Regions from separate parts of the Mus musculus genome. Here region 1 is linked to region 2. Evidence: chromatin loops called from intact Hi-C (ENCODE). Cell type or tissue: left cerebral cortex. All regions are shown on one strand. Links, peaks and the distances in the headings refer to the core of each region. The heading gives the core; the rest is flanking DNA. Region 1 overlaps Epb41l3 (erythrocyte membrane protein band 4.1 like 3). Region 2 holds the start of Epb41l3 (erythrocyte membrane protein band 4.1 like 3).

Evidence for each region. Peaks named below come from ENCODE experiments on the same cell type or tissue, not always from the same donor. Only the 100,000 strongest peaks of a DNase experiment are listed, where the experiment ranks them.
Region 1: a loop joins it to region 2, with 2.1 times the contacts of the local background. A loop is called at or near these places in 3 of 42 quality-filtered maps.

What each region holds. Positions count from the first base shown.
Region 1 is chr17:69,197,813-69,213,832 of GRCm38, reverse strand. It overlaps Epb41l3 (erythrocyte membrane protein band 4.1 like 3), which reads right to left. Exons shown (of 23, transcript NM_001355734.1): 2 at 5,757-5,974; 3 at 3,450-3,647. The coding sequence starts at 5,963. Among named protein-coding and RNA genes, the nearest start is that of Epb41l3, 46 kb to the right of the region's middle. In left cerebral cortex, for the core only: no CTCF peak of the experiment used is centred there; DNase peaks (open chromatin) are centred at 3,686, 5,559 and 8,060.
Region 2 is chr17:69,146,748-69,162,767 of GRCm38, reverse strand. It overlaps Epb41l3 (erythrocyte membrane protein band 4.1 like 3), which reads right to left and starts at 3,412. Exons shown (of 23, transcript NM_001355734.1): 1 at 2,727-3,412. In left cerebral cortex, for the core only: a CTCF peak has its summit at 11,261 (motif pointing left); DNase peaks (open chromatin) are centred at 5,610, 6,035, 7,536, 11,264 and 1 more place; H3K4me3 peaks cover 1,738 bases; H3K27ac peaks cover 1,247 bases.

The sequences.
Region 1 (16,020 bases), core at 3,394-11,393, 52 kb before region 2:
ACCTAAAACTGTTGTTGTGATAAAAGAACATAGCAAAAAAAAAAAAAATGACTCCCAATGGTATACAGTTAATACCATAGACTGGTGTCTCATTAAGCTATCATCAGAGCTTTTGCAGAGATGGGAACTAATGCCGACAGTTGGACAATGCACAGAGCGTGAGAGACACTGGAGTACTTGGACCCAAATGGGATGTCTTCATCAAATCCTTTACTGTAAGGCTCAGGAATCTCTGGGGAGAGGGGATCAGAAATTCTAAGAGCCAGAGGTAATCAATGATTTCAAGGAAACAGTATCTTTTGGCCTCAGCAGGATAGATGCACATATGAATTCACAGGGACTATGGCAGCATGCACAGGGCCTGCAATGGTTCAAACTAGATGTGGTCTCAGCATTGGGAAGGAGAGGCAGACAGGAGGTCCCAGCACTAGCCAAGAAATTATCTGCAACTGATACCTGCTATCAAAGAAAAAAAAAAGGTATGTTTTCTATCCAGTTGTTTCTTACTAGGTATAACAATGGCATTTCAGAGTAGATGGTATGGCTTAGAGTAGTCGGTTAACAGAAAACAAACTCCAGGATATTTTTGTAGACTTTTTGTCTCAGTTTGCTTTGTTAGGGCATTTTTGTCTTCTCAGTCTTTTTTTTTTAATTTTTATTTGTGTGTGTGTGTGTTTTAAATTTTGTATGTGTTTTGTTTGTTTTTGTTTGGGAAGAAGGAGAGAGGGGAGAGGAAGATGGGGGAGGGAGGAGGAGAGAGAGAAAACATAAAGTTAGGTGAGAGGTGGAATATCTGGGAAGAGCAAAGGGGAAAGCATTATAAAAATATATTATAAGAAAAATAATTTTGTTTAAAATGTATGCTTAGAATTGTTTTCAGTTTACTATGCCATGAAAGATGAACTTTGAAATGTCACTCAAAATGATCACAGTGATATTAAAGGGACAATAAATTATCAAGTTAATTATCAAATAAGAATTCTATACTCAAAGTCATGTCATCTATAAGAGAGCGAAGGCACTGGGTATATATTAAATTGGCACAAGGATAAATGTTATCTTTCATCCTATAGTGGTTTGAATATGCTTGGCCCAGCAGTGGCACTATTTGGAGGTGTGGCCTTGTTGGATTAGGTGTGACTTTGTTGGAGTAGGTGTGTCATTGTGGGCATGGGCTTTAAGATCTTCATCCTAATTGCCTGGAAGCCAGTCTTCTAACAGCCTTCAGATGAAGATGTAGAACTCTCAGCTCCTCTTGCCCCATGCCTGCCTGGACACTGCCATGCTCCTGCTTTAATGATAATGGACTGAACCTCTGAACCTGTAAGCCAGCCTCAATTAAATTTTGTCCTTATAAAAGTTGCCTTGTGAGACTATGCCGGGGCCTAGCAAACACAGAAGTGGATGCTCACAGTCAGCTAATGGATGGATCACAGGGCTCCCAATGGAGGAGCTAGAGAAAGTACCCAAGGAGCTAAAGGGATCTGCAACCCTATAGGTGGAACAACATTCTGAACTAACCAGTACCCCGGAGCTCTTGACTCTAGCTGCATATGTATCAAAAGAAAAGAGAGGCCCATTGGACACGCAAACTTTATATGCCCCAGTACAGGGGAACGCCAGGGCCAAAAAGGGGAAGTGGGTGGGTAGGGGAGTGGGGGTGGGTGGGTATGGGGGACTTTTGGTATAGCATTGGAAATGTAAATGAGCTAAATACCTAATAAAAAATGGAAAAAAAAAGTTGCCTTGTTCATGGTGTCTGTTCACAGCAGTAAAACCCTAAGATACATTCTGAAGGCGATAATGTCGAAACATGAAATTTTCTCCATCTAGAATCTTCCATAGAAAACTGACAACAATGACCAGAGGATTATAAAGCAACCCATTCATTCTCTTATATAACTGCAATCAAAGCTAAGGGAAAAGTGCCTTTGCATGGCCAATTTTTCCATGACACGGACCCTCACAGTTCAAGTCTAGTCTCTCATGAGACTGTAGAGGGCCTCCAAACTACACAGTGAAAAACATCTACAGATTGACCCATTCGAGGCCCCTCACAATTAACGTCTAAGGCAACAACTATACACATTGACTGTAAAGAAACTATTCAAAATCAGAGATAGCAAAATATAAAAAAATAGATCTGTGCTCAGTAGAATTTTGGGTACCTGATAGGCACTGCACCAGCCCACTCACTAACTTCTATATGACTAAATTCTATATACATTTGCATATGACAAAGTAACTTTACTTAATGTAAGGATCTAACTTTCTATGTTCCTGCAATCTGAAATAACTTATCAATCCATCTTTTATTTTCATCAAGATGATACTAACTCTGAAATGAATTTAAATGTTCTGTTGCAAAAAAAGAAAATGCACTACATCAAATATAATTAAAATGATAAAAGGGTTATAAGCTGAAAAGGGATGGGAGGGAGCTGGAGAGAGGGCTCTGTGGTTAACAGTTCTTCCAGAAGACCCAAGTCAAGTTTCCATTCCTGGGGCTCACAGGTACCCAGAACTCCCCAGCCTCAGCTCCAAAGGACCTGACTCCCCCTTCTGGTCTCTGAAGGTAGTGCATCCATGTGTATATACACCTACACAGACAAATAAAAGTATACACAACTTTAAAAATAAAATAAATGGGCTGGAGAAATGGCTCAGTGGTTGAGAGCACCAACTGCTCTTCCAGAGGTCCTGAGTTCAATTCTCAGCAACCACATGGTGGCTCACAGCCATCTGTCATGGGATCTGATGCCCTCTTCTGGTGTGTCTGAAGAGAGCAACAGTGTGCTCATATGAATAAAAGAAATTTTTAAAATATTTAAATAAAATAAAATAAACATTTTGGAAAGGAGAGAGGAGGAGGGGATGGGACCGATGAATGCGAAATGAGAGAACCCACAGACAACAAAGAAGGCTATTATAGTTTACATGGGGGCTCAAAGTTTACCACATGTGATTTTTTGTCTTTCTTAAAAAAAAAAAAAAAAAAAGAAAGAAAAAGAAAGAAAAGAAATTGCTTAGAAAGAAAAGGACATGGTCATTTTCAGTCATCCAACTTCTACTACCCGAAGAAGTGACTGGGGATGTCTGGGCCCTAAGTGATGACAAGAGGAATGGTAAAGTTGATCGAAATGTTCATAGCCAGATTATTAGAGCAAAGTGCACATTGCCTCTTGGCCTTTTGGCTAAGATCAAGTGTAGAGCAAAGCGTACTTTAACGTGGAAAGGCCAAGAAATCATCTGGTTCTAGGTTTAGAAACACTATCACATTTTACTTTCGACAACAACATTTTGGGACATCGCAAGCTCTCAGTAATTTAATCACCCATCAGAGCTGAACAATTCCGTCTTTTGGGTCCAGATGAGCGAGTTCCCAGGGTTCTGGGAACCATCACCTTGCACGTTTGGTAGCAGTTCCCTGCTTCTAGGTGCACACTTACGTCCACATCGCAGCCGTACTCTGACCCATCCAGAAGCGTCACTTTGCACTGCATGCTTTTAGGCCTTTTCACGATCTTCAGCGGGGACCGTGAGAGTTTGCTGCTGGATGATCTCTGAGAGAGCTTATCGTCCTCAAACTGCTGATATTCAAGCTGTTTCGCAGCTGCAGCAGCAAAGTCCCGGTCTTTGTCACCGATCTGTGAACAGCAACAATGAGCACCTTTCATAACAGACAGGAAATGGATGCTGAGCTGCTCAGACGGTGGCGGCGTGTAGCTTCAGAGAAACGGGCTGAGTGGCCACTTCCCAGGGGATGTGAACTGTCTCAACTATGATGCTACAAGTTGAGGCTCAGATTCAAATACCCCTAAAGCTCAGGTACACATATATAACCCTGCCCACTTAAGTGTACCACTGGGCCCTTTTCTTAGCTGATCCAAGACTTATTAGAGAAGAGAATTTGCCAGTTCTACCATGATCTCACCAAATGAAGAAGTAAATCCACTCCTCCTGCTTAAAAGGCAAAGAAGAGGTGGGTGTTCATTGGGTAGGTGTCTTAGTCAGGGTTTCTATTCCTGCACAAACATCATGACCAGGAAGCAAGTTGGGGAGGAAAGGGTTTATTCAGCTTACACTTTCCACATTGCTGTTCATCACCAAGGAAGTCAGGACTGGAACTCAAGCAGGTCAGGAAGCAGGAGCTGATGCAGAGGCCATGGAGGGATGTTACTTACTGGTTTGCTTCCCCTGGCTTGCTCAGCCTGCTCTCTTATAGAACCAAGACTACCAGCACAGAGATGGCATCACCCACAAGGGGACCTCCCCCCTTGATCACTAATTGAGAAAGTGCCTTACAGCTGGATCTCATGGAGGCATTTCCCCAACTGAAACCCCTTTCTTTGTGATAACTCCATTCTGTGTCAAATTGACACACAAAACTAGCCAGTACAGCAGGGAAAGGTCTCAGTCGCAACTTGGATTTCCTTTTGCACTCTGTTTTCAGAATTCATTGGATGCTTCTATATTCCCTGGCCTGCTAGAACCACACCCCCCATACACTTACAAGATATCTTATAAACGTTAAGGCTTAGAGGGTTGCGAGTGTTAACCTCGTCAGTAATTTTCCCACTGCTGAAATGTTGGGTTCTGCTCTGAATTGGTTCAGCGAAGTCAGCAGTGTCAAAGCTCAACACAAAGCAATCCCCTAGGCCCGTCTCGCTTCCCGGTAATGAGCTGGCGTGTGTGAGCCTCTCTCATCTGCTTCTGAGTCTCTCTACCTCTCTTCTAGGCCAGCCTCACAACTGCAGAGAAACGTCTTGTGGAACATGAGAGTCTCCTTCAAGTCAGCTCCCCGGCATCCCTGAGCACACGGCTCCCCAGCTGTTTCTGCATCCCTCTGTTATCCGACTGCGATGACGGTGGTGTGCAAATCTGATGCAGGGCTGGGTTGGGAGGAGTCTGCAGTGATGCCCTCCCTGCCTTGGAAGCCAGTGTCCAATGGCGTAAGAATGAGTTAGAACACTGTGAGTTCCAGAGCGTTCACGCACAGGCTAATTCCGTGTCCACTCACTACACATTTTCTAACATTTCCAAGTATGCAACCGCTTCAGAAGGCTGGGGTGGGTTAAGCCTTGGGCTCTGGATCCCTCTACGACTGCAAGCTAGTGCTCTAACACGTGCTGATTCCAGGTGTGAAGTTCAAGGCTACAGTGGTTCATCCGAATCACCTTCATCTCTTATTCTTTTAAGTGTTTGTGCTTTTGTTTGTTTGTTTGTTTGTTTTTAAATTTGGTAACAGTGGGGGTAGCACCAAGCTTCCACAGGCTAAATGTCTACCCTATGTGTGAGCTCCATGTCACAAGGGCATCAATACACGTTCATACCACGTGTAAGGAGCAGCAGTGAGCCTACAGATGTGTATAAGGGTGGGGGAGCCCTGCCAAAACAGCTTTTAAAAGTAGACGATGTGTTTGGGTCAGAATAATAGCTGGAAAAATTAAATTTGTCCTCACACTTTACAGCTTAAAATATGAAAGCAGCCAGAGAGAGGCATAGTTAGAGCTGCCAGCCTGCTGTCTGACTGTCCTATAAACCCAGATCTAGGCAAACTCTCTCTAGCAGGAGTTCAGTTGGATGTTAACTGTTTTAATCACAGGCAGGAGGGATGAGTCCAGGCAGAGGAACGCTGCTCATTGGAAGCCTTGAGCAGCACCACTGTTCTCTCCCGGGTGAGAAGCAGGTGACACCAAGCGTCACAGCTCAGCCGGGTTCCCTGATTGGCCTTCCCCAGAGACCCTCAGGCTCACCTCCCTCTTCACTGGGGTGCTGTGTGCAGCGGCTTCAGGGAACTGCTCTAGGGCCGGCTGCTGCTTCTCTCCGTTGAGGCTGCCGTTTCCACCTGCAGGCTCTGGTCCAGGCTGTGCCCCTGCTTGCCCCTGAGGCCCTGCTGCCTCCTGGGGCTCAGCCTCCTGGTCTGGCTTCGATTCTGAGTCTGATCCTGATTCGGTCGTCATGGTTGATTGTTCTGCAAGCAGAAAACAAGGCAAGGGCTGGTCACTAGGTGCAATTACCTCCCAGAAGGACCAGTCTGAAAGGGATGAAAAGGAAGCACAGCCAAGCACAGTCAGTCAGTCCTACATCACACGCTGGAGCGGCTCTGTGCAGAGGTACCCAGAAAACCAGACAACGGTGCTCACAGCAGCTCAAAATGGTCATGGAACACTGCGAAGTCACCTGGGAGCAGGAAGCCTCAATTAAGACAATGACTCCATAACATCAGGCTATAGGCAAGCCTGTAAGGCATTTTCTTAATCAGTAATTGAAGCGCTCGGGGTGGGGGGGTGAGGGGGTGGGGGGCAGCCCATGGTGTGTGGGGTCACCTCTGGGCTGGAGGTCTTATAAGAAAGCTTGCTGTGTGAGCCACAAGCAAGTCAGAAGGCAGCACCCTCCATGGCCTCTGCATCAGCTCCTGCCTCCAGGTTCCTGCCCCGACTTCCTTCAGTGATGAAGTATGAGGTGGAAGTGTAAGCCAAATAAACCCTTTCCTCCCCAACTTGTTTTTGGTCACAGTATTTCATCACAGCAATCGTAACCCTGACTAGGACAAACACACACTGAAAACTAATCTGTAATGATCCACAGTGTCTCTTCATGATAGATTGTGGCCAAAATAAAATAAAATAAAATTACATTGCATTACATTACACTAACTGGGACAGCAGATGAGGAGAGAATGTCTGCTGAATTCGCATATTTTTCTAATACCTGGGAAGGATGATCAGTAAGATAATGTATTCCACTGGCTTCCCGACCCTACACCAAGGATTCTCTCATCCTGGAATCTGTGGATTCTTCTCAAAACAACAAATGTCTTTCCTACTTGTTTTCGGCTAATTTCGCTGTCTCCTTTTTGATTAAAATATACAAATATACAGGGACCTACACATCTGCCGCGTCCCTCCCTGCATGTATCCCCGCAGCATCTGTTCCGTGGTGGGGAGGCAGCCTGTATTCCCCTCTCCCTTGGTTCCTTGCCTTTCCTGGGTCCCCAATACTGCCTGTGAGCCCTGGAAAATGACTGTATCATATCTCATGTGAAATCTCATGTTGCTACACCCTAACAACACATCTTGGGGCACAGAGCTATCTCCTAATGGATTGCTAGGGCACCCTAGAATTCTGTGCCTCAGTTTCTACATATGCCAGATGAGAAGGCTGAGCATGTTCAAACCTAAAACAACAGATTTCCTCAGGCACTTCTGTCTCTTGCTTGCAGATATGCCTAATGTTGTAGAAGGTTGTCTACATGCAGGTGAGGGCAGGCACAAGATAAGCTGAGAGCCTGTGATTGGACAGTGGAAAAGGAGGGCGGGCTGAGAATTTTAGAGCTGAGTACAGAGAGTACAGAGAGACAGAGAAGAAGGGAAGGAGAGGAAGAGATAAGATGGAGCCTATAAAAGAGGAAGAGAAGCCAGAACCACACAGCCCTGGGAGCCATAAGTGTTGGTTATTTCTTAGCTAGGTGATTAAATAATAAGTGGGGTGCATTTGCCCCATCTAGGGGTGGAGCTTGTGTTTATAGCAATTGAGTTTTGAGTTCATTGTGTGGGCATTTTGTGGGTTGAAAATTTACTAATATAAATCTGACTGATAAATCTCAAGCCTCTAGAGTTTTGATTTTACTAGGATGCAATCCGCGCTAGAGAACTTCGAGATGGGCTAGAGAACTTCGAGATGGGCGGTCTCTGCATGGGGCTAGCTAGCCATGGAGGTGGTGAGTCTGCCAGAGCCAGAGAGTAGCCAGTGCAAACATGGGATGGTGTCTTTATATATTTCATGCAACGCAATGTCTTAAAGCATATTCTTGCTGAATGCAGTAAGAGATGCTATGCAAGCACACCCGACATTTTGTGTAATTTGTATCTGTATGGTAAATACTCTGGAGACAATGTAACTTTTACAATTTCTTTCCACAATTCTAATTCCCCTTGTAAGGAAGAAAATATCCCTAGCAAAGGGCTAGTGCAATTCCTTAAGTATATGACAGATGTACTGCTATGATATGGGATTATGCAACTTTGACTCATACATATGCAGCACGCCCATCATTTAGTAATTTAACTATCTCCATAAAGGGACATTGCCAACACCAATCATTGCTTTATGTACGCTCTTTATGCAGGGTTCCTTCTCTCAGTCACCAGCTATTCCTTCTGTTGAAGAAGACATATCAACTTGGCATGTGCTGAGCTACCCTAAGCAATGTAAATATCAAACTCAGAATAAGACTGTGAGCTAACCTTCCCCTCACCCGGCCATCACATTTTAAAAGCTGTTTAAACACATCTTGAAAGCAAATATTACCTTTTCTTGGTCTGCTTAGTCCTGGAAGCCAGCTTAAGTACCAAGAAATTGTGTGAGTGTATGTGTGGGGAGGTGGGGGAGGGTGAACATGGTGGAATTCAGGCTTGGGAAGTCGAGAGGTCATTTTAGTTGTCATTTCATCTGACTACAGACACTGAGGGCCAAATACAAAACAGTGAGTGTGGTTTTACAACAATTACAACACAGCACACCTCCTTCTAGTCCCTGGTGTTACCTAGCACCAGGTAAGGTAACATCCATTTCCTCCCGCAGGTCTTAGCTCAACTACCATTCCTCCTCTAGCTTTAGTAGGTGACGATCGGATCAAGTTTGAACATCAAGACAACTGAAAATATGTATTAGACACCATGGCTGGGCCAAGAACCTATGGCTAGATAAGTCATGGGCTATATGGAGAACCTAATATTACCATTTTATTAAATGAGCATAGTAATAAACAGACTCCTAATAATTTATCCTTATACCTATAGATCTACATCTACATACTTCATCAGTGAGGCTTTTTTTTAAAAGTAGATAGTGATGAACACACTGATCTATATCCAGTCAAGGGGGAATAAAAATCAGAATTCAGAATGCTCAGCCCTAAATGGAATGTCTACTTCCCACATTCTCCTCACAGGGCTCACCGAGGAAGAAGGGGAAGAAAGATGCTAAGAGGCAGAAGTGGTGAGCCCACACAAGAGTATTCTCTATACACAACAGGGAACAAGTTGCACATACGAACTTACAGCAGTCAGGACAGTACACACAGAACCTGTGCAAACTCAAGCCACACAGACAAAACCCATGAGGAGTCAGGAGGAGAGAGCTAAGTCCCACCCATAAGTGGGGAGCCATTGGCAACTTGAAAGGGGTGTGTTTTTTGAGGGTGTGGTTCCCAGTAGGTTAGCCACACTCCAAGGGATGGCGCCACACACAAGTATATGCGTAGCATAAGATACAATGTTGGGTGGGTGGGAAAGGGGATCTTGGAGGAACTGGTAAGGATGCCTGGATACATTGTGTCACGTCCTCAAAAAACAAACATATTTGAAAACAGAATTCAATGCCTAAATTATCTTTACACAAACCATTTGACCCGGGCTTCCATCTTGACTGGAAAATAGTAACAAATTACATGGTCTCCTTAGACCCAAAAGGACATGAGAGCCTCCCCGGTTTCTGATTATTCTGAGACACTACTGTGTCTTCCTTGTTTGCATCTTAGCATACACACCTGCACCCCTGTAGCTACCACCTTGTTTCCATCTTCTAGGCTTTCTCTTTTCTGTGCCACCTCCCATACGAGCTGCCGACTTCACTTTGGCAGCCATCATAGCCAACCATCAGCTCAGGCCTGGTCCTCACCTGAATCCTCGGCAGCTCTGACTGAGTAAGATGCCCTTGTTATTGACTGTTCTTCTATACCCCAACGCATGTTGGTCTTGGGGTTTGGGACACACCCTTCACTCTCTTCCTGCCTTGGTTCCTCTTCTAAGCTGCAGGCTGCTCCTCCAGCCCAGTCCTATATCCAGTCCAATCAGGGAACTCTATTCCATACCTTCTTGCCTCTTCACATTTTCTCTAAGTATACAGCATGCTTTCCTGTACAGGAAAGTGCTTCCATGTTCCCATCTCCAGCTCAGATCTCTGCTCAGTGCTGGGTGCTGGGACCATGCCACCCACGGCCAGCACCCAGGAAACCTTTCCTGATGTATCTGACGCAGCTTCTCCCCATCCCCCTTCTCTCCCTTGCCTCAAAGATGGCAATGTCCTTTTCTTCAAGTCAGAATCCCAGAAACCTGTTATTTCCCTCATCTTATTTATCTAATACAAAAAAAAAATGGTCCTATTTCTGGAATGCATCAGAGAACTGGTTCCCTGCCACTACCTGAGCCCCGTTATTTTTCTATTTTTTTTTAAACCTCCAATTGATCTTCCCAGACCCATTGCTGCTTGACTGTTTAATCTTCATAAAACATAGACCTGATCGATGACTCACTGTGGGAACCCTTTAACCCCTTCCCAGTGCATGCGAGTGAAATCTAAATTCCTAGCTGCTACAGCCTTAACATAGATGTCCAGGACCCAACTCCCTGCCCGGTGGCCACTGTCTACTCTCTCCCACACAGAAAGGGCTCTCTTTAAGTGTCTAAATCATTTCAGTCTTCTGCATCAAGGCTTTGGGGACAAGAAGACTTGGTTTTTCTCACTCTTAAGTAGTTAAGAGTGTTGACAGAGAACCCCTCTCTGGTCACACAGACGTTCTGTGTCTTAAGAGTTTTCTCCCTATCACTACCCAATTTTGTAGTAATTCTCTGCTCTCTAGAAATTCCACCTGTATATTTCAGAGTGAAAACCATGCATACTTATGTCCCAATGTCCTCAGCCCCAAGATACAAGCAAGAATATATTACTGCCAAAATTATTTGCAAATCCAACCAACTTCTTTTATTCTTAGCTATACATACTTAAAGGCAAAAGAGTTTAATCTTTGGGGAAGTCTCTCAAGGGTTTATACAGATTTTTTTTTTTTGTTTTTGTTTTATGGTTTAGTAAAGAGAAGTCACTTCAGTTTCTGAACTGAAGAACCTGAGAAGAAAAGAATTACATAAAGAATAAAAATTACAGATACACATCTGGGAAATCTGAGAAAAGAAACCTTTGTGTTTCCCGCTCTGAAGTGAGAAGCATGAGGCTATATTCAGCACCCACTGGGAAGGCACGGGGAGGCCACTGGACTCTGCGCTGTGATGCTTTCACTAGCAGAATGAAAACCTTCTCACGGAATTAAAGGGAAAGGTTCAGCGATCTCACAGAATCCCCATAAACCAGAAACAAAACACCAGTCCCTAAGTCCCGAGTACAGGAAACCATAAATGACTATGAGAAAGGCGTGCTATAAATGAAGCTCTATTTTCCTATACCAAGATAGTTCTTACATATAAATCATGCTCATATTACCAGAATAATTTGGGGTATCATTAAGGCCTTTTTATTATGTTTTATGAATATCATATTCAGGTTTTTTTGTCATGTTGTTATGGGTGGTTGAACAAAAGGCAGTTATAACTGAATAATTGGGTGTCAAAATTGTTACTAAGGACAGGCAAGATGACTTAGTAGGTAAGGGCACTTGTTGATTGACAGGCAAGATGGCCCAGCAGGTAAGGGCACTTGTTGGCAAGCCTACATGGCCCGAGTTCAACTTCCAAAACTCACATGGTGGAAGGATGGAACTGACTCCTCAGAGTTATCATCTGACCTCTACACGTGTGCTACAGCATGTACACACACACACATGCACACACATGTACACTACACTCATATATACACTACATGTAATAGAAAATTTAAGGCAGATAAATATGAACAACTAAAAGTCTAGAACCTCACTCCAAGGCAGGAATGTTTCTATCTGTTTCTCCTTACAATCTTTTTCGATACAGTCCATGGGAATGTCATGGGAATGCCAGCACCTTAAGTGTCATGTATGATGCGTTTTAGTTTTGTGCAATGCATTGTACCTCTCATGGTCTTGATGGTTTCTGGGTTCTTCTCCTACCTTTTCAACATGAGAGCATTTAAAAAAATACATATTTATTTATGTATATAAATACACAGTAATAGCTGTCTTCAGACACTCCAGAAGAGGGTACTAGATCCCACTGCAGATGGTTGTGAGCCACCATGTGGTTGCTGGGATTTGAACTCAGGGACCTCTGGAAGAGAAGTCAGTGCTCTTAACCTCTGAGCCATCTCTCCATCCCCAACACCATAGCATTTTAAGAAGAGAACTTAGACAGTAGAAATCTCTCGTATCCATGGGGCGTAAACATAGTTAAAAAGCTACCAAATATGGAGAGTGAAGCTACAGCACCGTGAGTCGCTTGCTGTGCAAGGAAGTACATTCCTTGAGTCAAAACCCCGGCCACCGTGTAAAAGGTCAGCTGTGGTGAGACATATTGTCCCCTTGCTGGGTGGACAGGGATAGGCAGGTTCCCAGAGCTCACATGCCAGCCAGCCTAGCTCAGTCAGTGAGTCCCAGGTTCACCGAGAGATCCTGTTTTGGAAATAAAGACGAAAGTGACAGAGGGAGACACCTACAGTTGACCTCTGACCGCTACATACATGCATACCCTACGCCACATGCGCACATATGCATACGTGTGCATACAATGCACAAACACAGAAACTCTTAACTGTGCATCCAAACAGGAGCCTTTCCAAATACAACACCGGCCTCTAGACTCGCTCGACACGAAACGTAAGAGGGAAACTTAAGGAAATAGTCCAGTGTTAATGCCTATGTTGTAATTCTAGTTATGAATCTAGTTCTTGCTTTGCCTTTCGTTCTAAGACTCATCTCTAGGGCAGCGAGCCAGAATGCTGGCCAGTCTTCATGTTGACACCACATAGCCTAGAGCCATTTAGAAAGAAGGAACCTCAAATGAGAAAAAGCCCCCACAAGACAGGCCTGTGGGCAATCCTGCGGCACACTTTTTGTTTAATGATTAATATAGGATTGACCAGCTCACAATGAGTGGCACAGCCTTGGACAGGTGGTCCTGGGTTCTATAAGAAAGCAGGCTGACCAAGCCATGAGGAGCAAGCCAATAAGCAGCACCCTCCATGGCCTCTGCATCAGCTCCTGCCTCTGTGGGCTCCTGCCCTGTTTGAGTTCCTGCTCTGACTTCCTTTGGTGATGAGCTAGGATGTGGATGTGTAAGCCGAAATAAACCCTTTTCCCTTCAAGCTGCTTTTGGACATGGTGTTTTCTCACAGTACTAGAAACAGGGAGTAAAGTGCAAAATGCATAGAGTTCAACAGCCACCTACAAGCTATTTAAATAAAAAAATAACCATCTTTTTTTTTAACCTAGGAATATCCCCCATCTTATCTATCATATACTACAGTAATCACAGAACTTCATACCTCAAAATAAACGTGTATGGTGCTGTCAAACCTTCCTTAGGCATGTTACTGCTTCCAGCCCTATACAGAGTGAATGAACACCTCGGCTGGAATTTAATGACCTTTTATAAAATAGAACTTTCAAGGGTATGAGGAACAGTCAGAGTAACAAACCTTTAAAAATGTAATACTTAATGCTGGACTCTCACCAGAATCGATATCCAATTCCACCTATATAAAAGGACATAAATTCATCTCTCTCTCTCTCTCTCTCTCTCTCTCTCTCTCTCTCTCTCACACACACACACACACACACACACACACACACACACACATACACACACACACATTGAACCCACCTCATGGCCTAGATTTGTAAACTCAGTTCCCTTCCCTTCCCTACCAATATGCCAATATACACAAGAAACAAATGACATTATAAACAGCAACCAGAGCCAATCAACTAAAGACACTACTAATTTTGATTTTCACGGTTACTGTTGGTCTGGCTTTTTCTTCTGCTCCCCACATCTTGCTTCCCGGGTGGGAACTTACAGTATCACTTCCCCCTTCAGTAGACCCAAGTCTGCATCAGGTCCATGACTGAGGAGCACTATTTGCCAGTGGCGTGCTGAAAACTGGTGGTGTGCTGGAACGAAGAGTGTGGTGGAACCCACACCTTTCCACTAGACACCGCCGGTATGCTTTTTAACAAATCACCCAGTATCAAACACACCACCACCAACAACAACCACATCAAAACAAAAAGGAAACCTGAAATCACATGGGAAACCAAAACAATGCAGTCTCAGTCTCACACCGTACCCCTTTTAAGGAAGCCCCACCTCTACCATCCAGGATGCCTTCGTCTCTGCTTTTTCTCACCGCCAGGGATCTGGGAAGAATCTTACCACGCGACCACCGCTTCTTCCTCTTTGCTTTACACACTCCATGTTACCCTAGAAAACTTACAAAGGTTCCCAGTGACCTTCCAGAAGACAATAACTCCTAGGTGACACTGACCCTCCAATGTCCTGTGCATGTAACGCGGTGGTCTTTCCTTCTCTCTTTCCTGCTTTGTCTGTTTCCAGCTCCTCTTCCTAACATCATTTCCAAGCCAAGCAGAAATCTGTCTCGCACCTCCCTTTCTTGGAAAGCTTATCCGCTTTGAACTCAAATACAAAGACAATTCCAAAATACACATCCCTTCATGTGTGGCCTCTCCCTGGATCTCAGGCTCATCTGGACAGCTGTGCTCCTTCCCGCTCTACCTAGCTATCTCAGGGGAACCTGAGACCAGCCATTTCTGCATCCAGACCTTTGACTGCCTCTATCCAACAGGTATCTCTGCCACCATTCAGTCCCCAATCTGTTACATCTCTATTATACTCACTTCAACAAATGGCCTCCACTGGGTTCACAACACTCCCTTCCTCCTTACCCAGAACTTTAATGCAGGTCACACATTGCCTATTGAGCTTTGTTTAAAGAAGTGACAGAGGGCAGACAGGAAGGAGTTAAAGGCAGAGACTGCCAGTCAGGTAAAGGCAGATGAAGATCACAGGTCCTTGTGTGAGGCCAGAGTCTGCTGTGGGCGGGACAAGAGGTGAATGGGGGCAACTGTGTAGCAAGGGAGGAGGGAGCTAAGAAGCAAGGGCAGCTGTGTAAAGCTTTCTGTTCTTATCCCAAGACTTCACTTGTCCCTGACAACACTGTGGCAGCCATGAGGACCAACAGATCAAAGGGACCAGCTGGAGTCTGCCACACTTCAGTGCAAAAGCAGACCAAATGGTGTGATGGGCAGCAGCGGGCAAGTTACTCCTCAAACTGCACAGAAGCCACACACGGGGCTGCTCATCACCTATCTCCACAAATGATAACAGTTGACAGTGGACATACTGCCTATTGCTAACAGCAGGGACAATCCCGACACACCCATCCACAAGTACATACTCGCACACACAAGCGCGAAACCACACACACACACACACACACACACACACACACACACACACACACACATTACATATAAGTCATATACACCAATATCTCAACTCGAAGAGCCCTGACTGACATATAAAGATCACGCAAGAGGTTGAGAGATGGAGTTTTTATGAAGAAGCTCGAAGTCAAAAGTCACCACAACTATGGCTGCTGCAAACTTTTGGAAGACGAATGCTAACACCTCCCAACAGGGAGACGATTTTATAGCCATGTTATGCCTGCAAGTTGGTGTTGTAAGCCGAGAAGTTAACCCAGATCAAACAAGTAAGTAAATAGATAGATCACTCCTCTGCTTCAAGAACACCCACTCTGAATGGTAAAGTCAGAGACCAAGCAATCCCTGTGTCATGCTAGGGCTCAGCCCAGGGAGGGGACTTTCAACAGATCTGTGGAGGCAGGAAAGGTTTCCGTGTCAAACAGTGCACACTTGATAGAGACCCACTCACCTTCAGTCCCTAACAAAGTTGCTAGTTTTAAACATTAGATGTCATTAAAGTCAAAGTCTACTTCAGAAAGATCAACGGGGGATTAAAAATGTCATAGGGAGGCACCGTGATGAGGGGGGTATGGTGACAGAGCTGGAGGGCGCAAAGTGGTCAGGAGACCTCCGAGGTATGGAACCACCCATGCTGTGGGTTCTCTGACCTCAACAGATTTTGGTTTTCCTTTCTGTTCTAAAACTCCAAAATTCTTCATTTACCAAGAGACAGTGTGGTGGGAACAGCCTGAGGCTGAAGAAAGTTATTTCTGTAAGTTAGGTCAGATGGCACCAGCTGATCCTTCTGA
Region 2 (16,020 bases), core at 4,523-12,522:
CTCTCTGGCTTCCTTTGGCACACAGATATATATGCAGGCGAAACGCCATACACATTAAAATAAATAAATGAATGCAGAAAAATGTTTATATGTTGCCTATGGTTCAGATCTGAAATAGTCCCCAAAGGCTCCTTCTTGAAGCACTGGTCCCCAGGCTGGGCATGACTGGAACCTTGAAGAGTAGGGCCTAACTTGGGTGAATTGGGCTTGGGGGAGGGTCCTTTGGGGGGTGATATTAGGATCCATTCTCTTTTCGTTCCTTTTACTTCCTATGGACATGAGGAATTTACACCATCAGCCCTCCCAGTCATGATGTGCTGCCCGACAGTAGGTCCAAAGGCCAAAAGCCAGGGACAGAATCCTCTAAAACCCAGGGTTAAAATAAACACTTCCTCTTTTTTAAGCCGACTCTCTCAGGTATTTGTTACACTGACAGAACCTTGCCATAGTTCATAAGAATGGCAAACCATATTCACATAGACTATGACATCAGGTATGAGACAGCATTAAGTCGTACAGCAGTCCTACAACTGAACTATGACTTGTGCACTGGTTTAAAAAAAAAAACTCTGGGACTTCTCTAAGTATTCAATGCATAAAGCAAACATTAGCAAAATAAAATCATCTAGGTACTTATAAAGTCACTTATACCCAGACTCGACATCTCATGACTGCACAGTCAACCCCTGCCTACACTTTCTGCACGCTACTGCCCGTGTGTCACCAGGAGCACCACATGCATGCATACATGCCTGCATGCTCCAGTGCATTCTTCAGGAGGTCTGTAAAAGCAGCTGGCAGCCAGTCTAAGCTATGCGTTAGAGGAAACACAACTGACACACTGTACAATAAAACCCAACGCTTGAGACTGGGGTGGGGGGGGAACTGGGTGAGGCTTTATGTGATGAGATTGGAACTTGAATTAGAGAAACTACTACTTGAGAATACAGACAATGTATATACATACAGAAATAATGTCTATGTACATCTTGTATATATGCATTATATACATACACATTGCATATGTGCATAGGAATAATATATGTGCATGTCTTGTTTTACACACAAACACACACACACACACACACACACACACACACACTTTTCCTCCGTTTTCATCACAGGCAGGACCAGTACCATCTCCCAGCATTGAGACACTTCAGCTTTTGCCCTGCTTCCATCTGCTAGCGTCCCTCTGAATGAGCATCCCCCTACACGGATTCTCCCAGAGTTGGTGGGAAAAGAAACAGAATACCCACAGTCCTCCCCTTGACGTCACCATCATCCTCCGTGCTGAACACCTCTCAAGCGTGCTCTTCTCCGATACAGCAAACCTGCTGGGACCTGCACAGTTTAAGCTACAGCCAGGGATCAAGGTGGATATGCAGAGGACCTTTCTATTAAAAATAACAGCTGCAGATATGACCAGGTACTTCGGTCTTGCGCCCAATAGTGATGCTTTTCAAGCACTTCGTCATAAGTAATATGTCATAATTGTTTCTTATTTGGTTGCATACATACCGAATGCATCAGGAGTTAGAACTGTTTGTTTCAGGGATAAAAACCCAGGAAGAATAAATCCTAACCCATACCATGCACTCGATCTAGTATGATTGGAGGAAAAACAATAATCACAGGGAAAAATTTAAACAATGCATTTGTTTTCTAGGCTTAACACAAGACTACCTCCATGTGTGTGTGTGTGTGTGTGTGTGTGTGTGTGTGTGCATATGCTTATGTTGAGTGCACATATGTGTGGTTTGTAAGAAAGTCTGTAAGAACAATGTATCAAAATGTCAGCTATCTTAAAATTAAGTTGTCAGCCTTTCTTCCATACTGCAAATTACAAAAGAATTAGGGGTTGGGAGCTAATAGAAGCTTCCAGTCCTGCAGTGTGCAATTTAACCAATCATCGCAAGGTCTAAAACCACAGTACCGAAGACATTTCACCAGTGATCTGCAGGCCTAGCACCTAATTTAGACTTCTCTACCTCCACTGTTCTCAAGTCCTTTTCTTCTCTCTGCTTCAGGAACGTGTCCTGGAATAGCCGAACCTTTGAGTAGGAACCACCCCGACTTCCTACAGTGCTACCTCATCAAGGTGAAATCATGGCAGTCATCTTTGCAAAGACCCAGACAGAAGACACCCGAGACTGATGCGTGGCTCTTCCCTCTGCCCTGATGAGATCACACTAAGTTCATAAAAAGCAGCTAATATACTTTATAGGCTATGAGGTACGTAGAGTATAGGAGCACTCGGGACCTGAGCGTCCTCTGACCCCCTGTTAGATGCTAATTTGGACCAGACATGTCTCCACACTAGAATTCTCCAAGGATTAAAATGTCAAATTACAAAATAATATCAGCAAATAAAGCAAAGTTAGAATGGAAACTAATTACCCACAGATCATGGCAGATAGCTCCTACACCTGTGACACCTCTAGCTTTTCTATTTTTCCCCAGTTGTGAACAGCAAGCACATTGCGTCAAACCACAAAACAGCATTGCCAACTCAGAAAGTATAAAAGATACGAGATATTTTAAAGATGGCACTAATAACCTAAAAATGAAAAAAATTTACGCATGATATTGCAATAGTACAATAGTGCAAACAGGATCAACTACAGGCTTAATAAATTTAAAAGCCTGACTTGCTGAACCCCACAGTATTTTCTTATGGGACAGAAATATTCGAAGATTTTTACCACTTCACATCCATACGATACCTTGTTGTGCTGTTCACGGTGAAAGCCTCATGAAAGGCTTCTGCAGGCTTCGATGGGACTCCAATGCTTCTGCCTGCCCCACCCTGTTTTCCTCTGAGCCATAGTGATGTCATAGCCCCAGCCCAGCAATGATGTCACTGTCCGGGCCCTGTTTCTGGGGACATAATCCTTTATAGCCAGGACAAATGCAATAGCAGTGGAGCCCTTCAAAGGGCCCTGAGTGTCTGATGAATTCCCATCAAATGAGCAACTAGTGGTGAGCCTTCTGAAAGGACGGGGTGCTGAAGGTGAACTTGATTCGTGGCTCTCAGTGGGGAGTTTATACTCCATCATAAAGCTCACACTCAGAGGGGAGTGGAATTCAGAAAAGACTGTGAGGACAGAATTATGAAGGACAACCAGAGTACTCTACTTAAGAAAATTCTCTTCGCTATACTTGAATTCTCACCCGAAAGGAAAGATTTCCCAGGCTACTCTTGGAGTCAACTTTCACTGCCATGGAAATCGCCGATTCCCACCTATCCATTGTAGAATTCCCCTCAGTGTATGGGAATGCCAGGGTGGGAGGACAGGAGTGAGTGGGTAGGTGGGGGAGCACCCTCATAGAGGCAGGGGTCCAAGGTAGGGGATAGGGGGCTCCCTAAGGGGAGACCTGGAAAGGGGCAACCATTTGAAATGTAAATAAAGAAAATATCCAATCCAAAAAAAAAAAAAAAAAAAAAAAAAGATGGCTGTGCATCCTACAAGCGAAGAAAGCACTGATGAGCCAATCCCTCCACACTAGCCTGAAAGGACAGCATCAACAGCTCTCTGAGGTCACAGGTTGTCACCTCACTCCTACCTCAGTGCACCCTTAGTGGCTTGGCCATTGGACTTAGAAACCTTATCATTTATTTGTGATTACTTTATGTGCATTGTTGTTTTGCCTGCATGCGTGTCTCAGTGAAGATGTTGGGTCCTCTGGAACTGGAGGAATGGATGGTTGTGAACTGCCATGTGAGTGCTGGGAATCAAACCAGAGTCTTCTAAAGAGCAGTCAATGCTCTTAAGCACTGAGTCATCTCTTCCAACCCTGCCTTTGGATTTTTAAAAAAGCAACACACACACACACCCCAGATCCAGTCAGAGAAGTAAACCTGAATCTTGTATTTCCACAGAAATCAAAGTTGGCCTTGGTCCAAGGACCCAACGGGGATTGGCGAACGCACTCTCTAAACCATATTTATGCCTAAGGAAATTCTCTAAAAAATTAGATGTAAGTATGTCATTGGGACAATGGCCTTTGCCCCCTAGCTCTACAATCCTCGGCCTAAAGGTGTTTACAAGCGACAGAGGCCACTCTTCTGGTTTCCGATCAAACCTCTCGAAACACATGCTCTGTTTTTGCAAGAACTTGCTGTGCGCGAGATCAGTTCATGCAGTGGCTTGTGCTTCTAATTATCTAGCTTTTTTTCTAGACCATTGGAATAATCATAGTGTAAATAATTCAATACTCACAGCCTTCAGCTTATTCCATCGGGGTTTTGGAAACTAACAAAGGAGAGGCATGCTTCTTCAATTTGGAAATTATTTCCTCTCACGATAACTTTGTTACTCCAAACAAAGGTTTAAAAAGTTGATGCCACAATGACCATGCAATTCAAAGACAGCGGTAAAAGCACTGAGCAGAGTCAATAAGGATCATCAAATCCCTCCTCCTCCTCCTCCTCCTCCTCCTCCTCCTCCTCCTCCTCCTCCTCCTCCTCCTCCTCCTCCTCCTCCTCCTCCGCAGGTTCACTCCTTCAAAGCCCCACTTAACTCTAACGGTGCTGCATTCATGGCCTCCGGATATACGTGGAGTTCCATCATTTTTGATTCATGGGGGCTTTAAAAGGCAGTGTAAGGCGCAAAAAAGAAATTTCTTTTGATCGCCGGATTTGATGAGTCCTTTACTTGGTTAAGTTATGCTACCAAGAGTAACCCCCAGAACATCCGACCGCCCCACAGATCCCCAAACGGGCCCCTGAAAACCCCAGCCAAGGATGTCTGCAAAAGCAATTCCATAAAGTAATGTAAAAAAGCTGAAACGCCAACTTAAACACGTAATGGAAGCATTGCGTTATTAGCAGGATTGCCTGGCCCTCTCAGGACTGCCCAGCCTCCATGCTTAATTAATACCACATGTTCCCTTTATCATTCGATTTGTTCTGTAGCACTCTTCCCAACTTGAACCCTGGTCTGCAAAGACGGGAAGGTAAATCGCCCCCCCCCCCCGACCCCCAAGAAAACTTCAGATCAGTACATCTAAAAGGAGAAAGAAAGCAAGAATGTTCCCACCAGAAGGACCACACTTACAATCTGCGAGGTAACCACACCCACCGCATTGCAGAAGCTGTGAACTTGGCACCGGGTGCAGGGGGTAGGGGGAAGGGGAAGAGTAGGGCGCGATTAGAGAGAGAACCCGAAAAAGCAAGCCCTCCCCCCACCCCCGGGTGCAGGAGCCTGGGTGCACCAGCCGCAACTAGCAGGGACCGGAGTCCTGCGGTCCCCAGCCTCCCTACCCCGACCCCTCCAGGCGACCCGCAGTCCCGAGGGCGCCAGGTGAGCCGCGCCCGGCCGAGTGCTCGGCTCTGCAGGCCGGGGCGCGTTCCCGCCCGGCGCAGGGAGCCGTCCCAGGGGCGCGCGGCCGGCAGGTGCCCAGGCCCGGGGCAACCTGGCTGGCCAGTAGCCGGCCCGAGGTCGCCGGCCACTCGAGGGAGAGGCAAGTTACGTAAAAGCGGCCCGCCTCGCCGTGGAGCCAGGATGCTCCGAGACCCGCCGCGCCCGCCCGGGGCACGGACGCAGCGGCAGCCGCAGCCTCGGGGACGCACAACCCCTCCCGCGCACAGCCCCCGGCCTGGCGCCGCAGTGTTTTTCCCCCCAAGCCCCGCACGCTCGGAACATGGCGTCCCAACCCGGGGTTCCGCGCCGATGGCTGGAGAGGGGCGCAGGGCCCGATCGCCCCCAGGGGCCGGAGCTCGGAGAGAGGCCCCCAGGGCGGAGGCCGAGGTCGGCGGGCGCAGCGCAGCGCACCGGGGCCCCCCAAGCCCCGCGCGTCTTGGAAGCGAGTCCCCCTCGGAGCCCTTCGGCCCGCCAAGGGCAGAAAAAGTTACCTGGGGGCGGCGGGAAGGCCGGGCGCGCCGCGGCGTGGGGACCGGGCTGGCGCTGGCGTCCTGCTCGGCGGTGCGCAGGAGACTCCGCGCGGGAGGAAGCCGCAGCCCAGGGCTCCCCCGCCCCCCTTTGCAGGAGGCACGGAGGCTCCGCGGAGCTGCGGCGGGGCCCACGCCCAGACTCCGAGCGAGGGGGGCCAACCTCGTCCTGGCTTCCCTCCCGCGCGGGGGAGGGGGCCGCTGCAGTTCTTCAGGACACCTAGGTTGAGCAGTCCTCTAGAACCTAGCTCTGGGGGACCGCGACCGAGTCAGCTGCTGAGAGCAGTAGCCTTTGGATTTACACTTGGATTATTGCAGGGCCTCTGGGTCCCCTCCTCTCCCTTTAGAGATCCCCGTGGGGAGTGTGGCTCCTCTCTCTCTCTCTCTCTCTCTCTTTCTCTCTCTCTCCCTCTCTCTCTCTCTCTCTCTCTCTCTCTCTTTTCTTTTGACCTTCTGGTGAGTTCTCTATTGCCTTGGGGACTGCAGTATCTCCCCCTCTCCCTACCCCCAATCCTCCCGTTTTGAAATTGGAAGTGTGTTAACAGAGGTTCAGGACTCCAGATTTAAGTTCACAGTGAAGACCGGAGTTAATTAGAATGATAACTAGTTTTTGTGTCTGTCTGCAGCTCCCTCTTTCCTGGGAGCTACAAAGCTTAAGCTGGGGGGGGGGGGGGGGCGGGGAGAGAGAGAGAGAGAGAGATCCTGACTTGATTAGTTCTCTGGCCATCTCACACTCTCTGGGGCTCAAGACACTCTGGCATATTTCTTTAAGGCTTCTAAGGCCTTTCTCAAATCACCTAGTCACTGGCCTGAAGCTGAAACTCATTAAAGGAGGGAAAGAGATTAACAAACGATTGAATTTACTAATGGATGGCACAGATAAGATGTAAAATAAATGTCCCCAGCAGGGATGAGTGGTGGCTTACACTGAGCAGGCCTGAGGAGATGGGGAGGCTTGGCCAGGGAATCTAGAGTATCTACAATGTCAGTAGGAAAGGGAGGGGACATCCAGTTGCCTTGGCTGGAGAGGAGGGGGCTTTGATACCTCCTATGAGAGAGAAGGTTAGGAAATTATGTTACTGGTCTGCTATGGAGTTTAGGGACTGTGTTTTCTAGATGTGCAGCTCTGGAAATTAAAATTTTGAATGGAATAGTGGGGGGGGGGGGGGAATCTATGGCACTGCATAGACTGTAGAGTAGATAGGCAGATTCCAGGCTGCAGAGAGGAGGGGCCTATGGTCCAGACCCAGGAGCCAAAGGTAAAAAAGACCTAGAGTTCTTTACATCTAACAACATGTAAGGGTTCAAATATCTAATATGCATGAGGGCCACTTGTTAGTTTTGAGACATGTGTACCTGTCATACGGGCACATCTGTGGCTCTGTTTCATAAATCCATGAATGGAGGCAGTGTGTGTGTGTGTGTGTGTGTGTGCACGTGTGCACGTGTGCACGTGCATGCACCTTCAACGAAGGTCCCTTCCTTGAAAATGGACGAGAACAAACCATATCATTTACAACAAACACAAACTCAGCAATATCCTTTGAGACCCAGATGGCTCCGAGCCTTTCATTCATTTTGATGCAATGTTTTTGCGATTTAAAAAAAAAAAAAAAAAAGTTGAACGCAGCCTGTTCTCTCCATGACTCATGAATCCTCGTGGATAAATCAGGGGTGGCATGTGGGTGACTACTCTCCAGGGAGGAGGGAAAAACAGTAGAATGCTAAGTATTCTGTTTGAAAAGTTAGGAATGCCTAGCTAATTATCCTAACAATCTGCAAGTTCAAGGACTGCATTAAGAGCTACAGAGGTAGCTCAATTGGTAGAGAACTTGCCTAGAAGGCAGGACACCCCAGGATCGATCCCCAGCACTGTACACACTTCACCAGGCAGTATATGCTGGGTCCCTAATCTCAGCACCCAGCTGGGGTCAGGCAGGAAGAGCATAATTCAAGTCTTCCTCAGCTACATGGCAAATTTTAGGCTGGCTTGTCTCAAGTCATCTCATCCTTACCAAGTTGAAATGGGAAGCTGGGTAGCAGTTGCTCTAACTTCCTTTGGGCACAACCAAGACTATCAGCTACTACTTTTGTGTATCTAACACAGATACGGAACGAAAAGAAATGCCAAAACAGGCAACTCACGAGCAGATCATTGCTCTCTTAGTACTTAACTCGCGTGTGCTCAACTGAACACTCTGCCCTGCCTTAATACTATCTTGCAGGAGCCCTTGGTAGTCATCTCTGTCTTCCCACAGTGCCTCACAGAGGACATTGCAAGTCAGAACCCATTTTTTTCTAAATGAATGAATAGATGCCAAATATTGGCCTATGCTACCTCTTTACATCTAGGATTCAGACACCTTATGTAGGAAAACATCAGGGTGTTTTCCAAACTCCTTAAGCTTCCATATTCTAGGATTCTATGAAGTTCAAAAGGCACCATGGACTCGGTGAGGAGCTAGCTGCTAAGTGCTTGCTTTTGAAAGATCCTGGCAGAATGTAAAAGGACACAGAAGCCCTGAAATTGGCAAGATAGACGTCAGTGTTAGCAGAAATAGCTTCACTGATTTAGAAAAATAGAGGTGCGCAATGCTCTGGCCACTCCTCAAACCTGTGTGTCTGCCAATGTTCTGACCAGGTGTGTGCCCATTGCTGCACCCTCATTAGACTCTTTCTTTGTACCCCTCCCATACCCATTTCTTGAGAATAGACATTGTTTAGATCTGGAAATCCCCTACTCTCCCCCTTCTCCTTTCCCCCCTGAGGGCCTATAAAAACTGGGACCTCTTTCCCCTCGAGGTCGACTCCTCTACCCCATGTGTGGGATATGAGTCGTCCCCAGAGCTCTGGCTTTCCCCGAATAAAGCCTCATGTGGTTTGCAACAAGCTTGGTCTATCGTGAGTTCTTGGGTGTCCGCTATTGTCCTGAGGCCTGAGCGAGGGGCTCCTCTTGGAGTCTTTCACTTTGTAAGCATGGGGACCGCAGTTTGATCACTCAAAACCCACATAAGAGATCCAGTCGTGGCGCCATATTCTGGTACTATCAGCACTTTGAAGATAGAGACAGGACTTGAAGGAGAAACAGCTAGAATCATGGGTGACTTCCAGGCCTATCAAAGACTCTTATCTCACAAAGCAAGGTAGAGCAGGCATATAAGGAACAACACTCAAAGTTGACCTCTGGTCTCCACAGGCACACACACATGCACAAGCACACATCCACCTACAAATAACATATCATACCTAATACCGACCAAGTAAGAGTAATATATTAATAGCCCATCTAACAATCACTGGACAATAAAATGTCCAATCCTTCCATATAGAAAGGAGAGGGAGAAATAGTAGACAATAAAAGTTTGAGTAAAAAATGATACTATCAATCACAGCTGGATCAACCACAGCTGGATTTGCTTGAATTCTTCACAAATCCCTTTCACTACTGCAGATGAAGCAGCTCAGACCTCAGGGTAGCCCTCACTTTTCTAACGCAGAAACTGCTTCTCCAACAAGTTACAGAATAGTGGTTTTGTTAAGTCTATTTCTGACTGAGATGTACAGCAACGCTCCCAACTAAAAGCCTTTCACATTGTCTCAGAGCTGGTGGCCATTTTACAGGAGAATTCGGGTTTGTATTTCATGGGATGTTCTGCAAATGTGGATGTCTACAAAATGCAGGGAAAGGTTCCGTCTCGGCAGCCCAGGTCTCAGGATACCCATCCCGTTCTCCTCCTATACAGTCAGGCTTGCTCTATAACATGTTATTTTTATGCTTCCTATAATTGCTTTACTGCACATAATATGTATCACTGAAGGCCAACAACCAGGCAGGAATTCAATCCATGGTGTAGGAATGCAGCTTATCTCAGATACAAAATGAAGAGGCAGGGTTCCCCACAAAACTCTGTCCACATGCAAGCAGCAGTATAAGGCCGATTCCTTGGTACTCACAGCCCTCCACCACCTGAACAACAGTGATTGCTCCCACTTGATACCCAAGTTAAAGCAAACAGAATTTTCAGGTTGCCTTGGCAGCAACATTTGTCAGCTTCATGAACAAGATAGCAGAAAACATGATGGGAATCTGACTGTTGACCCTGTCTGCAGGTCTTTCAGACATGAAGAGGAAGGAAGACTGGAGTTGGAGCAAACCCCAGACGTGCTGCTTCGTTAGGCAAACACACCATTTGTTCTCAGTTGTTCAATTTAAGCTGCAGGCTTAGTAACATGTTAACGGCCTTTGAAGAGACCAGTCGAGGCCTGCTTTGCCTTCATAGGAATGCCGGGCACCTGAATCGCATATCAAATCCTTGAAATCAGGGCACAGGTCTTTAGTCACAGCATTACCGGAGACCGTGAATAAGCAATCCAAGGGTGAATGCATAATTCAAAAGCAACAAGCACCTCCTTCTGAAATGGGAATTCATTTAAGAGTTCCTAGTGTCTAAATATTCAGAATAACGCTAAGCTTGTAGCTCATTAATGCTTCCAGATGCTGGCTCCATCGTGATTGTGTGCATTGATCAGTGTGGAGACGGGATAGATGCGTAACACAGATGGAAGGCATGATTCTAAAACCACCAACATCTACAAATGCAACACAAAGTGTACCAAAAAAAATGTGAGCATTTGCAAAGGAGCAAGCTTTGATAGGCTAATACAGCATTAACTGTAGAATTCCGTACTTGTCTCCTTTCCTCCATACTTACAGAAGCTGAAAGTTGGGTCAGTACACCTAGTGTTTCACTTGATTAAAACACACCCTTATAATTTGATTTCTCTGAATGTTAGAGCTAGGTCTCAGTCCTTTTAAATAAAGTAACTTCTAACAATACAATGGTAAGAGTTATTTTAACACCTAGTTCTTTTGTAGAACTGAAATACTCAATAATTTTATTCCTCTCTTAGATCATAAGAATCCTTTGTGAGTGTTTTCTATTTGAGGGTCTGGTATATAGTATAAAGAATGAAACTGTAAAATGTAAGAGATGGGAGTTAGAAATGTGCAATTTAATTCCATTTCCAAATAAAATAAATACACGCAGAATGTTTTACTCCTGGGAATTCTCTATTTAGGAAATATTAAGAATGGAAGATGGTAATATGTGTTTACTGAATTCAACTCCCATACAGATGACTTGCATCAAACTGTTCTGAGAGGCTTAAGGTTTTTAATCATTTTTTTCTACCCTTGCCACAAAGACACAATAACAACACCAGCAAGCCTCCACAACTCTCATGAAGTTGTCAATGCTCCTCATCACCAATTCTATTTCTTTCAGTGGCCATCAATAGTTAATGGAGGATTGAGGAGCAAGAGGCATCCAGCAGCTGGCCTGCTGACTTGCCAGCCACCTTTGGGTTTACATTGCCCTCTTTAGGCAAGCCTGCAACGGTGGCTTAAAAGAGAGTCAGCTTTGTGTCTTAATTGGTTCCTGATGTCCTGGACTTTCTCCCCGTCCCCTGCTCACTGCCTGTTCTTGTCCGGTATGGGCCCACCCTGAAAATGTGATTTCATTATAACACACCACTTCTAGAATGCTCTCAGAATCAATGAAAATGATGTACAGGATTTCTGTGTCATACTTGACATCAATTTTCGGGGCATTTCAAAACAACCTGGTTGCTTCTGCCCTCATCAAGATGTATCAGGGATGCATCTGAATATTGAAGACTTGTTTCCAGATGGTAGAGATTGGGAAGAATATCAGAGTTTCCCAAACTCAGTTGTGCACAAACCACTTTCTGATCTGTTTGTGTCTCAGGACCAAACATAATCACAGCATTTATGTGAGACCACCTTGAGTCTGACATATGACTAATAATGAAATGTTTTTGGGTAGCAGCCCAGACTATGCAAATCAGATGTTGGGTAACAGTTCACTTGAGTGATTATAAATCACTTAATCTTGACAACCACTGATGTGGATGGCCAGAGAAATGTCCATGGGGGTCCCCATAGGTGACTGATGTTTCACAGAAACATAAAAGAGCACAAAGTGTAAGAACTTTGCATACTCATATGAACTCACACACACACACACACACACACTATCTGGACTGGAACACCCTCATTAAGACCCAAAGATGAGCTATGCCTACAGCACACACACACACACACACACACACACACACACACACACACGACACACATACATACCACATACATACACACACACTATACATACATACACACACACATACCACATCCATACACACACACTATACATACACACACACACACACACACACACACACACACACACACATGGACACACCCCACATACATACATACATACATACATACATACACCACATACACACATGCACACACACATACACACCACATATACACACAAAGACACACAATCTGGAGTGAAAGAGCCTCATTAAGACCCAGAGATGAGCTATGCCCACAGCATCCACACTACTCAGTCAGTTCACATTTTCCAGAAGAGCTATTGCTTGGATCTTGTCCTTGGATGCATCAGCCTGCAACAGCAGTTCATTAGCAGTAAGTACAGCAATAAATAACAATGAGAGATTGTTCTGTTCCCAGCCCCAGCAATAATTGCATTAGAAGGCCATTTATTGAAGATTGCAATAATGGTACATCGCTCACCTTAATTTCCAAGCACAGGAAACATCTTTACAGAATTACCAAGAGGTGCCACATTGAGACGGGCAATCAAGGACTCGTTTCTGGCAATTTGGGATAAGTCTGGCATTTGACTGACTGAAACCCGAGAGATAGATTTACCTAGAGTAATACTATACATACACACACACACACACACACACACATACCACATCCATACACACACACTATACATACACACACACTATACATACATACACACACACACACACACACACACACACATATGTTGGGTTGATGTACCCAAAGAGGCATTTCTCATGCTAACCAGTGACGAAGTTAGGTAAACTGATGAGAGGTTACAACTTTCTCTCCAAAAACGTAGCACACAGAATTTTCATGAAACAATGCTTTCAAATCAACATGATAATGGTTTTTCTCTATGAACCTTGTGTTTATACATCAGTTTAAAGCACTCTTTGGTTTTATGAAAGGACCCATAAGCATTAGAAATCAAGGTCTAATTTTATACCTCTATGTGTTAAGACATAGTGTGCGGTGCCAGTAATGTTCTCCTTGTTCAGGCCACATCAAAGAATTAAGATTTGGCTCAGTAAGTGAGGATGAATCATGGTTGCAACGTGATCAGGGGCTGATCCTGCGGCTGTGGCATTTAAGGATACACCAGCCACTACCTGTTAATGCTCTAAGGGACTCCTCTGGCTACAGGGTATTTGGGCAAGAACATCCATAAAACGTTATCCAATACAGAGATGAATGTGTTCTTCAAGAGTCTGTCACCCAGGAATGGGGCTTCTCGTGCATTCTCACGCTATCTGCAACAGTGACTTGGAGTCCGAGTTATTGGCGATACCTGTACACGTTATTTGGTGAAAACCCTGCAAGCTTTGCCTATTATAGGTGGAGATACATGTGACATTGTGGTGGTGTTCTCCTCTAGGGGTCTAAAGACATCCCCCTTCCTCTTCATTGAGAAGGACCTCTCAGACCCTCCAACCAATCTGATTTGCTCAACTTACTGTTGCTCAGAGCCAGGCTTTACCAAGTCAACTTAGGTGGCAGGATGTGATAGTGTTTAAAGTCAAGGCATAAATACTCAGAATGGAAAACCTGAAAGTTTGTTTTTTTTTTTTTTAACTGGATCCTTCCGAGGCATCACAATGTTGGTTCCTAAAGTGTATGATTGTTAAGCTTCAAGGAGCATATATGTACACATTACATTCTTATGAGTACCATTATAGTTGATAGGCAGAATACTAGATAATGTTAGGATCTATAGGCTTCAGATTTTGACTTTTCTCAACATCATCATCCCTTAAAACCTCCTTACATTTTCTGTTTAATTAGATTAGAGCAGTGCTTCTGAACTGTGTATCCACAGAAGAGTCCTGTGAGAAACTTCCTGTAGCAGCTGAAGTAAATTATTGTGGCTGGAGGATGAGCATAAGTGGTATATGGGAACATTCTCCCTATGTGGTACACACTTGGAATGTATTACAAAAGTTTCAATTAGGAGAAATTTAATACAATGTGGACATGTCATGAATAATCTTAAGTGTCAACTCCACTGGGCTTACATTGACCAAGGAAACACACACCTCTGTCTAGGACTCTAAAGTTATTTCTAAGTAGTCTTGACTGGAGAGAGAAGACCCACTCAGTGTGGGTGCCACCAACCCAGGAGCTGGTGTCCCAGACTCTAGAGAAAGGACAACATAGCTGAACAGTCTCTCCGTTCCACAACTGCGGATACAATGTATCCACCTGTGTGGTGCCGTGCCTTCCCTGCCATGATGGACTGTACCTTCAAGAAACCAAAGTAAGTCTTCCTTCCCTGAGCAGCTGTTGTTAGATACTGTGTCACTGCAGTGATAAAGGGAACTGACTGGGTCTCACCAGGCAGCTTTACTGGTCCTTTGTCGGTGCTTCAGGTTTTTGGTAACAGTGAAGAAATGCTCACTCCTACAGGTATTCAGTGTGTTTGCTTACTGAATGGAGAGAGGGAGGGAGTGATGGGTGAGTGGGTGGGTGGGTGGGTGGGTGGATGGATGGATGGATGGATGGATGAATGAGGCAAGATTATAAAATATGGCACTCTGAGAGTGGTGACTCTAAGAATGGAAAGAATATAATTGTGGCGGTGTGATGCCCAGGACTGAGATGAGACACTGACGATTCAAAAGGGAGAAACTAAATACAATGGTAACTGTTGATGTATGATACAAGTGTGTGCAGAGCTATATGGGACACATAGGAAACATCTATTTAGCTGTAGGAGAAACATATGATACACACTGAAACCAGAGTAAGAATTGAGCCCAATATAAGCTATCGTTCCTGTAAATTTAACTGTGGTGAAATTTAATTTACACATTAGACAAAGTAAGAGATGGGCAATAACAAAATTAAAGTATAAGAATACAGTGTAATAAAAATGCAAATGGAGCCTGTTCACCTCTCTCTCTCTCTCTCTCTCTCTCTCTCTCTCTCTCTCTCTCTCTCTCAATAGCTTACTACCCTCTAGTAATCCTTTTCCTATTAACTAGGGGTAACCTAAGCCTTACAAGAGAAGCTGAGGGTAGACAGGGCTACTATACATTGCTTCCAGCCAATCATCCTTAGAAGTACCCCAGCCTTGCTCCATAGATAACCCAGGTGCTACCTGCCGGGTCCTTCACTACACACCCAGAGATGAGCAGATCTTATATACTGAATGTGTAGACGCCCTGTGCACAAGCCACTGGGCCATTCTGTAACAACTGGGGCATTTGACAAGCACTTATCTCCTCAGGACAAAAGACAGCAATGAAAGGATTGGAGGGGACCGTCTTTGCTCATGTGCACAGACCGTGGAGATGACCACAGCAGTGGAAAAATATCAGATCATCTGAGGCAGAATTGTCCGAGCTAATATTAGTTTTCATATCAATGGTTGCCATGGTGATACCTATAAAGATTTAGAAATGGTCAAGTGGGTCATGGTTTTAAAAAGAGGCTGCTGAAGTAAAAGAAATTGTGACCCACTTTTTGTCCTTAAGTTCACTCACTTCATGGGCTCCTGTAAAACAGCTCACTTCATTTCACTGTCCCTGGCATGCTTAGGAAAGACCCAAGGTAGAGCCTGCCATTTGAAGCTTGAAGGATCTCTTCCCATGTGGTTTTGAGTTAAGGTTTGGCCCCATGGTTCTGAGCCAGATTCCAAACCAGGCCATTCATGCATCTGCATTCCGATCCCCAGCCTTTTCTTCTAAGAGGACACTCCACTTTTCGGGCCTCACTTTCTTATCACTTTCTAGATTTATCACTTACAACCAGCCTGCTTCAAGCATGTTGGAAGATGGCTTGGTGTCATATATCATAACTCCTCAGTCTTCACAGATAGTCCACCAACTCTGAAGGACTTGCGCACACTCACTACCGTTTTCCTGCGTAATAAGCCTAGCACATGGATGATAAAGAGGAAAAAAAAGTCCTCAAACCAGGTGCCATACATGGTGAGAGCAGA